Regions from separate parts of the Homo sapiens genome. Here region 2 is linked to region 1. The links are chromatin contacts, found by Hi-C in ENCODE. All regions are on one chromosome and are shown on one strand. The core of a region is the stretch at or near the end of the contact, and the rest is flanking DNA. Distances in the headings are between cores, read along the strand shown.

Region 1 (6,365 bases), core at 260-2,759:
AGTAAATTAGTAAAGCCCTAAAACAAACTCAGATCTGACATCAATGTCTGTGCTCAGTCCTGCAGAGAACACTACTTCAGCAAATCTTCAGCATTTCAACTACACTAAAATTAAAATGAATTTGTGAGATAGCTGGAGAACCACACACACAATTCATACTTCATATCACAATCCACTGAACAGAAAGTGGCTTCCATGCCACCACTTTTTATTATGTGCCACCTGAAACTTACCGGAAAAATATACTCATAAGCAAAGGGTATAGAAGTGGGTGTGTGGTCATGGGCAGAGAAGCCAGGAGCAGTGAAAAGGACAGGTTCTTAGCTGCAGCAGGTGGTCCCTGAGCCACCTATTTATAGTCGTTGCTCTATGAAAGAGCAAAGTTAATTTGGGGAAAAAGTCCTAGAGACTACCAAGCTATCACTGAAAGAAAAAGAAATGTTCATTAACTGCTAAAATTTTTAGTACAGCACATAAGAAACTTTACAGTGAAATCTAATTTCTGTCACTCATTTTAACCAAGAAAATGACGATTCTGTTACAATTTAAAATGTATCTAATGTGTAACTAAGTTTTCAAAATTTGACATTTGCCATGGTCTCTAAAGAGCTATATATAACCTCTGCTTCTGTGCTTTCCACTCTTGAAAAACTGTGAATAGGATGAACTTTAAAATAAGTATAAATGCTGAAATCTAAGTTCGATACGAAAAGGCTCAAGACGACATCTCAACATTTATTATGCTGACGTCCATTGAAACATAGATAACTATGTCAATGACGGTAGAGAAATATTTTTTGCACAATCCCACATTCTAGAAAGGAATACACGTGTCCCAATGCCTCCTGCTCTTGCAAAAGCCAGAAAAAAGTAGCATGGGAGGGAAGGGGAAGGCGAGATTCAGGGCTGCCAGTTCTTTTTGACAACTCCTTATGCACTAGCGGAGTGAGCCAGAGGACAGTGAAAGAGCACTAGGCGCTAGCAGTGATGACAAGCAAGTCTGGCACTGAACGCGCGCAGCGAACAGGAGTAGTAGACGCGCCGACTTACTCTGCACCTGCAGGTCCATCTCGCGCATTTCCGTGAAGCGGTCCCGCAGATCCATAGGAAGCTGCTCAATCACTGTCAAAGGGAGAGTCCGTCAGAGGGGCGGGGCCAACGGCGAAATACGCGCTTACGTCACTGCGCGCGTGCGTCAGGGGGGTCGAGGGGGCCGGCAGCCCACAACGAGGCTGCCAGTTACCGTGAGAAAGAAACATCCCCCGCCGCCCCCTCCCTCCCGCCATCTCGCTGCCCGTCCACTCGCGCTCTTGCCCGCCCGCACGTCCCACTGGCGGCCGCCGCCAGCGCCGCGCACTCACTTTCCAGATAGTCTTCTAGGTACAACATCGCGGCCCTTAGAGCTGAGGGAACAAGGGGGTCCAGGGGTTTATTTGTGTCACTCGCTGTCGCCGGAGTTTTGTCCCCTCCAATATGGCGCCTCCGCTAGCAGCACCCGCTCGACTCCGGCAAAAAAAAAAAAAGAAAAAAAAAAAAACCACTTTGGCGCCTGAGGCGCTTGCCTCACTGCCGCCCGGAGCTGCTATTGGTTGGTTCAAGCAATGACGTAGCCCGGCCGGTGTTCGCCCCCGTGCCTCTGTGGGAAATGTAGTTTTCTTCCTCCTCAGCGAGGGTTGGCGCGCTGGCGGCTCCCCTCGCAGAAACTACGAATACCGGGCGCCATTGCAAACAGTGCGTAACAGAATCCGAAATGCGGTGCCTCTGTTTATTTGTTGATTTTTGCACAGAGAATGGCGGGAGTTGTATGCACCTGCATAACACAACTAGGAACAACTTTTCACCTGTTCTTTGATGTGATTCCATGCCCCGGCGTTTGTGAGTTATGGGTTTCAAGAAGTGCCAGGCAAATAGCAAAGGTTCTAAACACTAGAATAATCAGCAAAGTTCGGGGAATTTGGATTGCTTAAAATAGAACTCTCTACTGGAATTTATCCTCATTATTCACTCTAAAATATAAAAGAGACACCTGGTTGGCTTACGTGTAATTTTAAAATAGTTTATACTGAGACTATGGAGTGAATATACATTTCCCAGATTAAAAGATGCACAAATAGTGTCAGTAGCCACTTATATATTCTAGTTTGCGGTCCATCTAATCGTCATTCTAATGTAATTGATCTATACATACAATCTGCATCCGCAAATAATAATAATAATAATCTTCATCATCACAGTGAGCAGCCATGAATTACGGATGCAGCCTTGATTTCTAATAGGCTGTTAATAGCAGTAACTTTATGTTGAGTAAATAGTCCATATTCGAGGTTGGTTGTCTTCGGCGTTCTTTAGTTTCTACTTTTCGACCTCTCCCAGCAAATGTTTTCCTGTGATATATTTAGTACGTCCCTACTCAGTTTCTTTTTAAATTGTTTTTTATTAAAAACTCTTGCACTCAATAAATGCTAGATATTGTTATTTTCCACTCTTCTTAACTTTTCGATTTTCTGGGGAAATTGTCATTAGTTCATAATTTATTGTTCATTTTCTGTTTTTCAAATTGCAGTTGAAACTGTGTGTGTGTGTTTCTTGCTTTCCTTCTCCATTACATACTCTTGTACTCAAGGTTTTCACTGCTCTTAAGCAGGAAACTTTCCTGTCGTGAATGATGAATCATGATGAATCTCAACGGAACCTTACTTCGATCCTAATAAGAATTAGAATTTTATAGTTTCTAGTTAAGTTTTTCATTACTTCCATCGAAAATCAAGTACTTTCGATCTTTTTCTCCCTTCTTTTTTTCCTCCTTTCTTCGTTTCCCATCCTTCCTTCTTCTGGCTGCTTTTAACATCTCTTTGACATCTTTTTGCAGTTTTGTAGTGATCTAAGTCTGAATTCCTTCCTTATTCCCTTTTCTTTCCTTAAAATTTTAAAATTATGCTTAGGATTTGAGGGGATTCCTGAATTTCAGGATTGGTGCCCTGCAACAATTCTAGAAAATTCTCAGCGTTTGTCTTTTCAGTATTGCTTATTTCTCATTTTTTCCATTAAGACTTTCTCTCTTTATTCTCTTATTTATCTTAATCTTTCTTTTATATGTTTTATTTTAGAATTTTCATAATTTTTCAGGTTTGGAAGTTCTATTCGGTTCTCTTTTCAAGACATCTTATAATTTCTTATACAAATTATTTAGTCTGTATCTTGTTTCTGTTAAACCTAATATTGAAACATTTATGGGCCTTTTAGTGCTATTTCTTCAGAAATGGGCACTTTTACTCATGGTGGCTTTTTCCTGTTGGGTTGCGATTTTGGACTCTGAATTCCTGTTTCTGGGATTACAAGCATAAGGATTCTTTGAGCTGGAGTTGAAATTGAGTTTTCATGGAGAGCATTAGAATTTGCTTGTCAGTTTGTTTGGAGACATCATAAACCCCTAGGACCAGATTAAATTGTCCCCTTGAGGTTTATTGTATTGCACAGATAGATTGAATTTGGGCCTCTATCCCAAATGGATTGTTACAGATTCTCAGAGGAGAATTTTTTTTTCTTTCTTTACTGGGCTCCAAGGCCAAGACAGACATGTTTCATTACTGGCCTATTCTGTGCATGAGGCTTATATGTCATTTACCCTTACATGGAGAGTATAGTCCATTGGGGCCCCAGATTTTTGTCTGCTGTAAGACTCTTCCTTTTAAACTGATACTTGGGTTTATCTTCTGACCCTGGCATGCTGCACAGCTATTAAAGTAAGAGCTCTAGGTGTCCAGAACTTGACAGATAGTCTCTGAACAAAAGCCTACTTTGGCTTGCACTTATTTCTCAGGATATTTTCATTTTCCTTCTTTTTCCCCTTTTATATTCGTTCTGAAAATTCCTTAATTTCCTACTAGTTCATCAGTGTATTTTTTTAAATCTAGCACTTTTAGTTGTTTTTGCCAGGTGGCTCTTTCAGAGTAGCTAAAATGGTATGCTATCATGAATAGAAGTACATCATTTCAGTGTAAACTGAGCTTCCTCAGGGAGTGTTCCATATTAAGGGAAATGAGATAATAAATCATTCCCAATTCAGTCAGTATAAATACACACTCCACAGAAACCAAAAATAAAACTTACACACTGTATATTTTAGTTAAATAATGTAACTCTTATTGTTGGAACATGTATCAGCTGAGCTGCAACAATTATGTTTGCATAGGCTTGTGATAACTTCTTACATAATTAGGTCATACAGTAGATACCATTTTTGAGTGGCTGCCTACTTAAAACCAATACTGCATTTCCAGGGAGTGCCCCTCATATGGATTGACCATGTCTGTATCAAAACTCATTAATTTATCAGGGATTCACCAAAGCTGGACCTATCAGATGCATTTTCTTATGATTTGAAATTGGGAATGAAAAGACACAGAGACTGGCAACCTTACAGAAGTACAGGACAGTAAATACATGGCCCACAAACTCCTGCTGGTGAGAGCCCCCAGAGAAGCTCTACTTTTTCCCTTGCCTTTCCCCTCTTTCTTTGTCAGTTTCTCTAACGCTAGTTGTATAAACTTGAGAAAGTAATTTTAACACTCTGTGCCTTTGTTTCCTGATCTGTCAATGGGAAATAGAAACAGTAGCAGAATCATAGGAGTGTGGGTTGAAGTATTTTCTATGCAAAACACTTATATTAATGCCATATGAATGTTATGATTCAATAAATGTCAGCTGCTATTACCATGATTATTAATATCACATGTGTCCTCCTAAGTTACTCTTATTGCAGATATTCCTTTTTGCTGCTGTTAGTTCCACCTTGTGCCCCTGCTTCTCTTAAGGCTGGACATCACCAGAACTCTAGTATTATCTCACCTACAGGTGTGATTCTGCCACTGTCATACTAAATTCAAGGGAGAAATCAAGCCAGGAAGGCTGTGTAAGACTACTGCAGTCGGCTGGGCACAGTGGCTCATGCCTGTAATCCTGGCACTTTGGGAGGCCAAGGCGGGCAGATCACAAGGTCAGGAGATCGAGACCATCCTGGCTAACACGGTGAAACCCCGTCTCTACTAAAAGTACAAAAAATTATCTGGGCATGGTGGTGGGTACCTATAGTCCCAGCTACTCTGGAGGCTGAGGCAGGAGAATGGCGTGAACCTGGGAGGGCGGAGCTTGCAGTGAGCCGAGATCGCACCACTGCGCTACAGCCTGGACAACAAAGCCAGACTCTTGTCTTAAAAAAAAAAAAAAAAGACTACTGCAGTTAAGGCTACTAGGTAAATAAAAATAGAAGGAATTAAAATTTAGGGATAAGATTGAAAAGTAGATACAGAATATGACTGTTTACCAGAGTCTAAGACAAGGGGAAATTTAAATCCCTCACATAGCATGTTTCTCGAGGAACCCTTGCTTGAAGTCTTAAGGTTCTAACACTTCCCTATCTTACAAAGAAAATTACCATCTTGAAACCTATTAAAACTTTGAAGTGAAATTTTTTAAACTTTGCACCAGGCAGTGTGCATCATCCCTGTGATGTGGAAAGAAAGAAGAGTAAAATGCTGTCATGACGTAAACCTACTTTTACATCTTTGAAAGTCATCGAGTCACTCACTGGATTGGTTATAAGCAGCATCAATATGATGGTAGTCTTCCGTCTACACACCTGTGGATGTTTTCAGCCTTTCCCCTCTCCCCTAATATCTACTAAAGAAACCTCTTTATGAAAGTTCTAATTTCCTGGGCTGGCTGCTGGGTGTTGGTGGTGGAGAATCTGGAGTAAAAGAGGAGAGAGAGGAAGAAGGCAAGTGTCTAATGGGAGGATAGTTAAGGAGGTTTTGCCAAGGGGACTTCTCTCTATGCGTTCAGTGGATGGTAGAGGGACAATACTGAGATAGATGGTGGGTTACTGGATACAAAGCCATCACAAAACCATTCCCTCAAAACAAATAGAAATTCTGGATGAAATGTAAGGATAACACTTAAAACAGAGAATGAAATCTCCAGGTAGCAGAAATAAGAGCAAACTCAAAGTTGGTGTAGAGAATAAGAGCTTAAGCTGAAAGAACTTGAGAGTTTATGGGCTTTAATTGTTGGGTTCTGACTGTGTAAAGATATCACAAGCCTCAGGTACTATGCTTGCAGGGAGCTAACGCTAACCATCTTGTAATAAACCAGTAATCATGAAGGGTTACTCCTATGAAGTTGCCTGGGGAAACAACAATAAAGCTTTCTGACCATCCACCTGAGATCATGGGTGAAAAGGCAACCCAGAGGAATTTAGACCTCAAACTTGTACCATGCATGGGTGTGGAATCCAAATTCAGACTCCACACAAGGTGCAGAGACCCTTTAAACAAGACAGTAAAAATTGGTCTGGTCTGGCAAAAGAT
Region 2 (6,001 bases), core at 2,373-4,872, 3.9 Mb after region 1:
ATGAAAACATAATGAAATATCTAAATTAGAAAGTATAAGACCGATGGACAGATGAGTAGATAGATATAAAACCTACAACCTACTTATAGTTAAGTGATTTGCCATACCTCAGAAATCCAGCAGAGGGGTTAAAAGCCAGGCTTAGCAAACAGAAAAGCCAAGTTTAGTCAGAGAAGATTCAACTCCCATCTCAGCCACTTACTACATAGATTATCCTAATTAAGCAAGTTTTTAAACCTCTCTGAGCCTTGGTTTACTTACATACTAGATAGATTATCTTAATTAAGCAAGTTTTTAAACCTCTCTGAGCCTTGGTTTACTTACTTACTAGATAGATTATCTTCATTAAGCAAGTTTTTAAACCTCTCTGAGCCTTGGTTTACTTATAAATTGACAAAAGGCCTAGATCAATGCTTGGAATGTATTAACAGCTAATATGTAAATAGCACTTTGTGTGTACCAGGCATTGTTCTAATTCATGTATTAACCTATTTAACCCTTAAAACGACCCTAGGAGGTATTATCCCCATTTTAGAGATGAAGAACTGAGGCATGGAGGATAAACAACTTATCTAAGATCAGAGCCAGGATTCAACTGGAGTAGCCTCTAGCTCAGAATCCTTGTGCTTAACCAGTACACAATACTGCCTGTGTAGAGTAGGTGATCATACGGAAGCCAAAAAAAAAAAAAAAATTTCAAAAAACTAGGTTCTTTCCAATAAAACCAAATCTACAGTGGGCCAAACAGTTCAGTTCCGAATTCATAAAAATTCTTTCTATATTCTATGATCAATTCCAACATATGAAAAAATTGAACAGAGAATCAGAATGAAAGGGATAATGTTTAGTCATTGTGATAGCTTAAAATGAGAGTGGCATTAGCCAGTAAAGCAGAAATAAGTACTCAAGTGCAGAAAGCTACAACCATAAAAGGACCTGTCCTACCCAAGGCACACTCAGTAACCACTAAATCCCACTCTACTTTTCAGTTCTCCAAATGTCACAGTAGATACTACTTGCCTAGACTCTATAAACACTGACTATAAATTCAAAGCTCAACAGGAGAGCCTTCAACTAGATCCCTCCACCCACCTCTCAAAGAATTTTCTCTATCTCCATCTCACTCTCAGCAAGTGAGACTTGCTGATATGCCTAGATGCCCCCTTCCCAAACAATCACATCATAGTCCTCTCCAAAACGTATAACGTTCACCTAAGTCAGAAGTTCTTCTCGGGTCACCTGTTCTAGGGACCACTATCCTAACCACAATTTCCTGAGACAGCAGTGGGTTGTACTTATAGCATTTGGCACCCCTGAATCCCATCCCAGAGTCCTGCTACAATTTAACCCTTCGTGATCCAGGTTGGAGAAAGAATCATTACTGAATCAAGAGACCTGGAGTCTAGCCAACACGGCCACTCATTACCTCTCTGATCTAAGATAAATTCTAGAACCCCTGTATGTATCTGTTCCTTCACTGGTAAAATGAGGAGGTGGAACTGGAAAATCCCTAAGATCTAGTCCAACTTTAATAATCTTGGACTCTACTTTAAACCAATTACAGTCAGAGGAGAAAACTCAAGTAACTCCTGCTGATACCTACTCCTTTTCTAGCCCCCACTGTCCCCTCTTCTATCCTGCCAGGGCTTTGGGAACAGCCCCTCCTCAAAGGAGCCAGGATGTATTGTCCTAATTCAGCGTGTTTATGTTGGATGCTGATGTTCTGGGGAGCCTCCTCCTGTTTACAGGGACACTGTTCCTTTCTAGGCAGACCCCCAGTAACTCAGCCTGGTGGTAAGTAGACAGATACACACACACACATTAACACACACACACACACACAAAATACTTAAACTGTTGGAGGATCTGCCTACTAGAGGGTTCATGGCTCATGACCTGGTGGGTCACACCTCTTAGGACAATGTGGCCTGGGTGCCAGCAATAAAGCTTCTGAAGGAGACCATTCTTCCAGGACTTGATTGAGACAGCTGGACACAGAGTGTGAAGCTTTTCATAGAGGACAGCTCAGGGGCTGAGACATAGCTCTCCTCTCTTTCTCTTTCATGGCTTCCCTCCCTGGACTAGTGCCTGCCACGCGAGTCCACGGTCCTCTACCCTCCTCAGAGGAGAACGAGCATGGCTTCCACTTCACTCTTCCCTCTTAAATCAGAAAATCACAGCTTTATCATAATATCTTACATCGCATTTCCAAATTATACAATAACCGACTTTGTTATTACACATGTTTTAAAATACCAGGGTTGGATTATAAATGTTCACTCTATTTTTCTGCATTTCAGAAATGAAAATAGGGGGTTTTCCCTCTAGTCTCAATTCTCACCAACATGTGAGAGCTAAGTCAAAATGCCTTAAGGTTATGTCACATCCCAATTTCACCTTATTACTAAGTCAGAACAAACATTATCTAAGATATCTCATCTTGCTGCTCTCCCAGGCCTCTTACCACCCACTCCAGCCTGCATCTGCATCAGCATTTCCTTTTCATGTTTTGTCATCCTCATTGGCTTTGCTTACTGAGCCCCAAGTCTACCTCATGGCCTATCCCAAAATGTGAGAAGACTCCACTAAAAAAAGGATTATCTGGATGCAGAAGATTCCTAGAGCGTATGCCCAGCTCCTCCCATTACTGGGCTCTACTCCCAAGACCTCAAAATTTAAGTAAGCTAAGACAGATGAGCATCTAGCACTAACCAGATAAAAGAACTACCCTATGAAGTGAGGAGAGAATTCAGCTACTCAACTCAATATCATGACCCAGACCAGTGCTCCACATTCTCCATGGCACTAACCAGACTAGTTACTAGCTACCTAGAACCTAGAACCAAGGCAATGGTTCTGAGAAATTGTCAGTTACTTTCACAGATAACAATCATCCTTATTGAGCACAAAAGCATAATTATGACCAAACGCATGAGTAAAACATAATAAAAGATCTGCTTAACCAAACTCCAAACCTTCAGATAAGGGCTCTTTCTGGATACACAACACCTGTTTGTTGTTATGCTTTAAAAGGATGGTGGCAATAGTGGCAGGATCCCCGGTTCTCAGTGGCTGCAAAGCACAGATCTCTTACATGGTTGTAGGGCCACTCCCTTCTTACAGTGGCCTCAAGAGAACTAAAATCAAGTAACCACAGCTGGAAAAAGGAGGTAAATAACTTTTATAAGAGGTGCTGTGTGGTCTCCCTATCACTGATGTTTTAACTCTATCAGAAGATGACTATAAAAAAGGACATTGGGTTTATGTGTTTAAGGTTAGCCAATTAAAAAAAAATATAGCAATTAATCTTGATGTATAATTAGCAGTCATGAGAAACATTACTAAAGTTACTAAAATGCCTGATAAAAATAAGAAAGATTAAGATTTTCGTCCTACAAATATGAATCCAACAATAAATATGCTTATTCATTTTACATCCTGACAGTGATGGTCATTTTATATACATTTGAATCAAAGCTCTAGTGTAATGATCAGAATCAAACTATAGGTTTGTACAACAAACAGGGAGGTACCCAAGCCAGACATATCCCTCTGTAGAAAAGCTTCTTTAGGCAAACCACAGACCTTCCTGTGTGGTTTTGGTCTGTTCACATGATTGGCAAAAGGAACCACTGGAAAATAAGCAAAGAAAGTCATAAAAAATAGTCATGAATGGACTAGTGTGGGTTGTCCCAGAGGCCAAAAACAAAAAAAAAAAAACAAAAAAAAAGTGGAGAAGTTCTTTAAGGAATTTCTTAGCTGTAGCATACAGCTGCAGTTCTAGGTAAGCAAAGAAGATCACAAATTTCCATGGTACTACAAAACAAATCATTCTCAATGTTTTCTAGCAGGAGCTGGCAAATCCTTTTTATAAAGGGCCAAATAGTAAACAGTTTAGATTTTGTGGGACCATCTGTTCTCTGTCACAACTACTCTATTGTTTCAGTGCAAAAATAGTCATAAACAATACATAAATTAATGTAGCCATGTTCCAATAAAACTTTATTTATAAACTTTGAAATTAAATTTCTTGTAATGTTCACATATCATGACGTATTCTTTTGAAAATTTTTCAGCGATTTAAAAATGTTAAAAAAAAAGTTAGCTTATAAATCTCACAGAAACAGGCAGCCCATGGGCTACAGTTTGCCAAACCCTGTTCAACAATATTTACTGTGGTTGATTTGACCTTTCTCTGCAAGAGCTCTAATCTTCAATTAGGTCTCTGCCATTGACAAGACTCACGAAGATAATGGAATCCATCAACAACTGCCTGATTGCATCAGGGTCAGAAATTCAAGAAAAGTTTCATCCCAATTCCCTTCATTTCTGATGATACTATGAACAATACCTCATTCCCTATCACATTAGAACTGGTGATAAATGCTCAATTTCTGAGAAATTGTCAACTACTTTCCCAGATAAGGAAAACCACATACCTCCAATCCACATACATCTCTAGCCCTTGAAGATTATATAAAAATGGAAATCATGGGCTAAGATTTCCAAGTCTCTTCAATTATATTATAAGCCAGGAAAACTTTCTATAAAACATACTCATAGTGTAGAACACAAGTAATAGCTAGTTTGTCTGAGAAAATCTGACCCTGTTCACCAACAATTGCTGAAAGGGAATTCTTGAGAAACAAGAAACAGACTACAATCCTAACTGCACAGTTAATTAATTTGGTTAGACATTTCACAACAGTATCACTTCATTTATGAAATGAAGAACTTAAAATTATTTCTGAGGTTTTTTTCTAGCTCTAAAATACAACAATTCTGTAATGAGTTACGCTGATCATGATACCTACCTCATTAAGGGTTTCGGCAGATTTCTATTAAAGTTCACATGGATGACTTTTTTTGTCATTAGCCTTCAGATAAGAAGCAGATAATTTCCTCTCTGCTTTTTTGTCTCTGGTTTTTTGAAAGGCTATTGAAAATATATTTCTAATCAAGACAACTGCTACATTCTTAAAATTTTAACACAGATTCTTACAGTTTTAACACAGATATAGGTGATTCTAAGAGAAAATGTAGTGAAGTGTATTACTTGGAAAATGTTTCTAGAGACAGACATTTGTGCCTGTGCAACTATAGACTTCAAATTCATAGAGACAGAAAGTAGAATGGTGATTGCCAGAGGCAGGAGGAAGAAGAAAATGGGGAGTTGTTTAATGGGTACAGAACTTCAGTTTCGTAAAATGAAAAGAATTCTGAAGACTGGTTGCATGGCAATGTGAGCATGAGCTCCTAAGAAGACAGTCAGCCTGTCCTGTGAAGCTTTGAAGCCAGGCATTGACTTCTCTCCAGCTATGAAAGGCCTAGATGGCATCTTCCTCCAATATAACACTGTTTTCACCTACACTGAAAATCTGTTGTTGAGTGTAGCCACCTTCATCAGGTATCTCAGCTAGACCTTCTTGATAATTTGCTGCAGCTTCTACATTAACACTTGTACTTTACCTTGCACTTTTATGTTATGCAGATGGCTTCTTTCACTAAACCAAATAAACCAACCTCTGCTAGCTTCAAAGCGTTCCTCTGCAGCTTCCTCACCTCTCTCAGCCTTCATAGAACCCCTGAAGAAATTAAAGAGAGTTCCTTGCTCTAAATTAGACTTCGGCTTAAGGGAATGTTATGGCTGGTTTGATTTTCTATCAGACCACTCTAACTTTCTCCATATAAGCAATAAAGCTGTTTCATTCTGTTACATTTGTGTGTTCATTGGAGTAGCACTTTACATTTCCTTCAAGAATTTTTCCCTCGCATCCATATCTTGGCTAACTGGCACAAGAGGCCTAGCTTCTGGCCTATGTCAGCTTTTGACATGCCTTCGTCATTAAGCTTAATCATTTCTAGCTTTTGATTTAAAGTGAGAGGCATATGACTCTTCCTTTCACTTGAACACTTATAAGTCACTGTAGGGTTATTAATTGGCCTAATTTCAATATTGTGTCTCAGGGATTAGGAAGGTCGAAAGAGAGGGAGAGAAACT

What was found. Hi-C counts contacts between places; a loop is a spot of excess contacts on that map. Pooled maps may share reads with other maps.
Region 2: a loop to region 1 is called in a pooled map, with 8 times the contacts of the local background. The contact joins the enhancer-like site here to the promoter of ING3 in region 1. A Hi-C loop is called at or near these places in 7 of 50 pooled maps.

Annotation. Positions count from the first base shown.
Region 1 is chr7:120,945,921-120,952,285 of GRCh38, reverse strand. ING3 (inhibitor of growth family member 3) reads right to left here and starts at 1,509. Exons shown (of 12, transcript NM_019071.3): 1 at 1,362-1,509; 2 at 1,051-1,122. The coding sequence starts at 1,389. RefSeq lists an enhancer at 887-966.
Region 2 is chr7:117,006,977-117,012,977 of GRCh38, reverse strand. The region is part of intron 1 of ST7 (suppression of tumorigenicity 7); the gene reads right to left. Among named protein-coding and RNA genes, the nearest start is that of MIR6132, 10 kb to the left of the region's middle. RefSeq lists a silencer at 853-902 and an enhancer at 1,893-1,972. Within about 2 kb of position 3,622, at least 2 of the 41 ENCODE cell types and tissues checked have a DNase peak (open chromatin) inside an H3K27ac peak, as active enhancers do.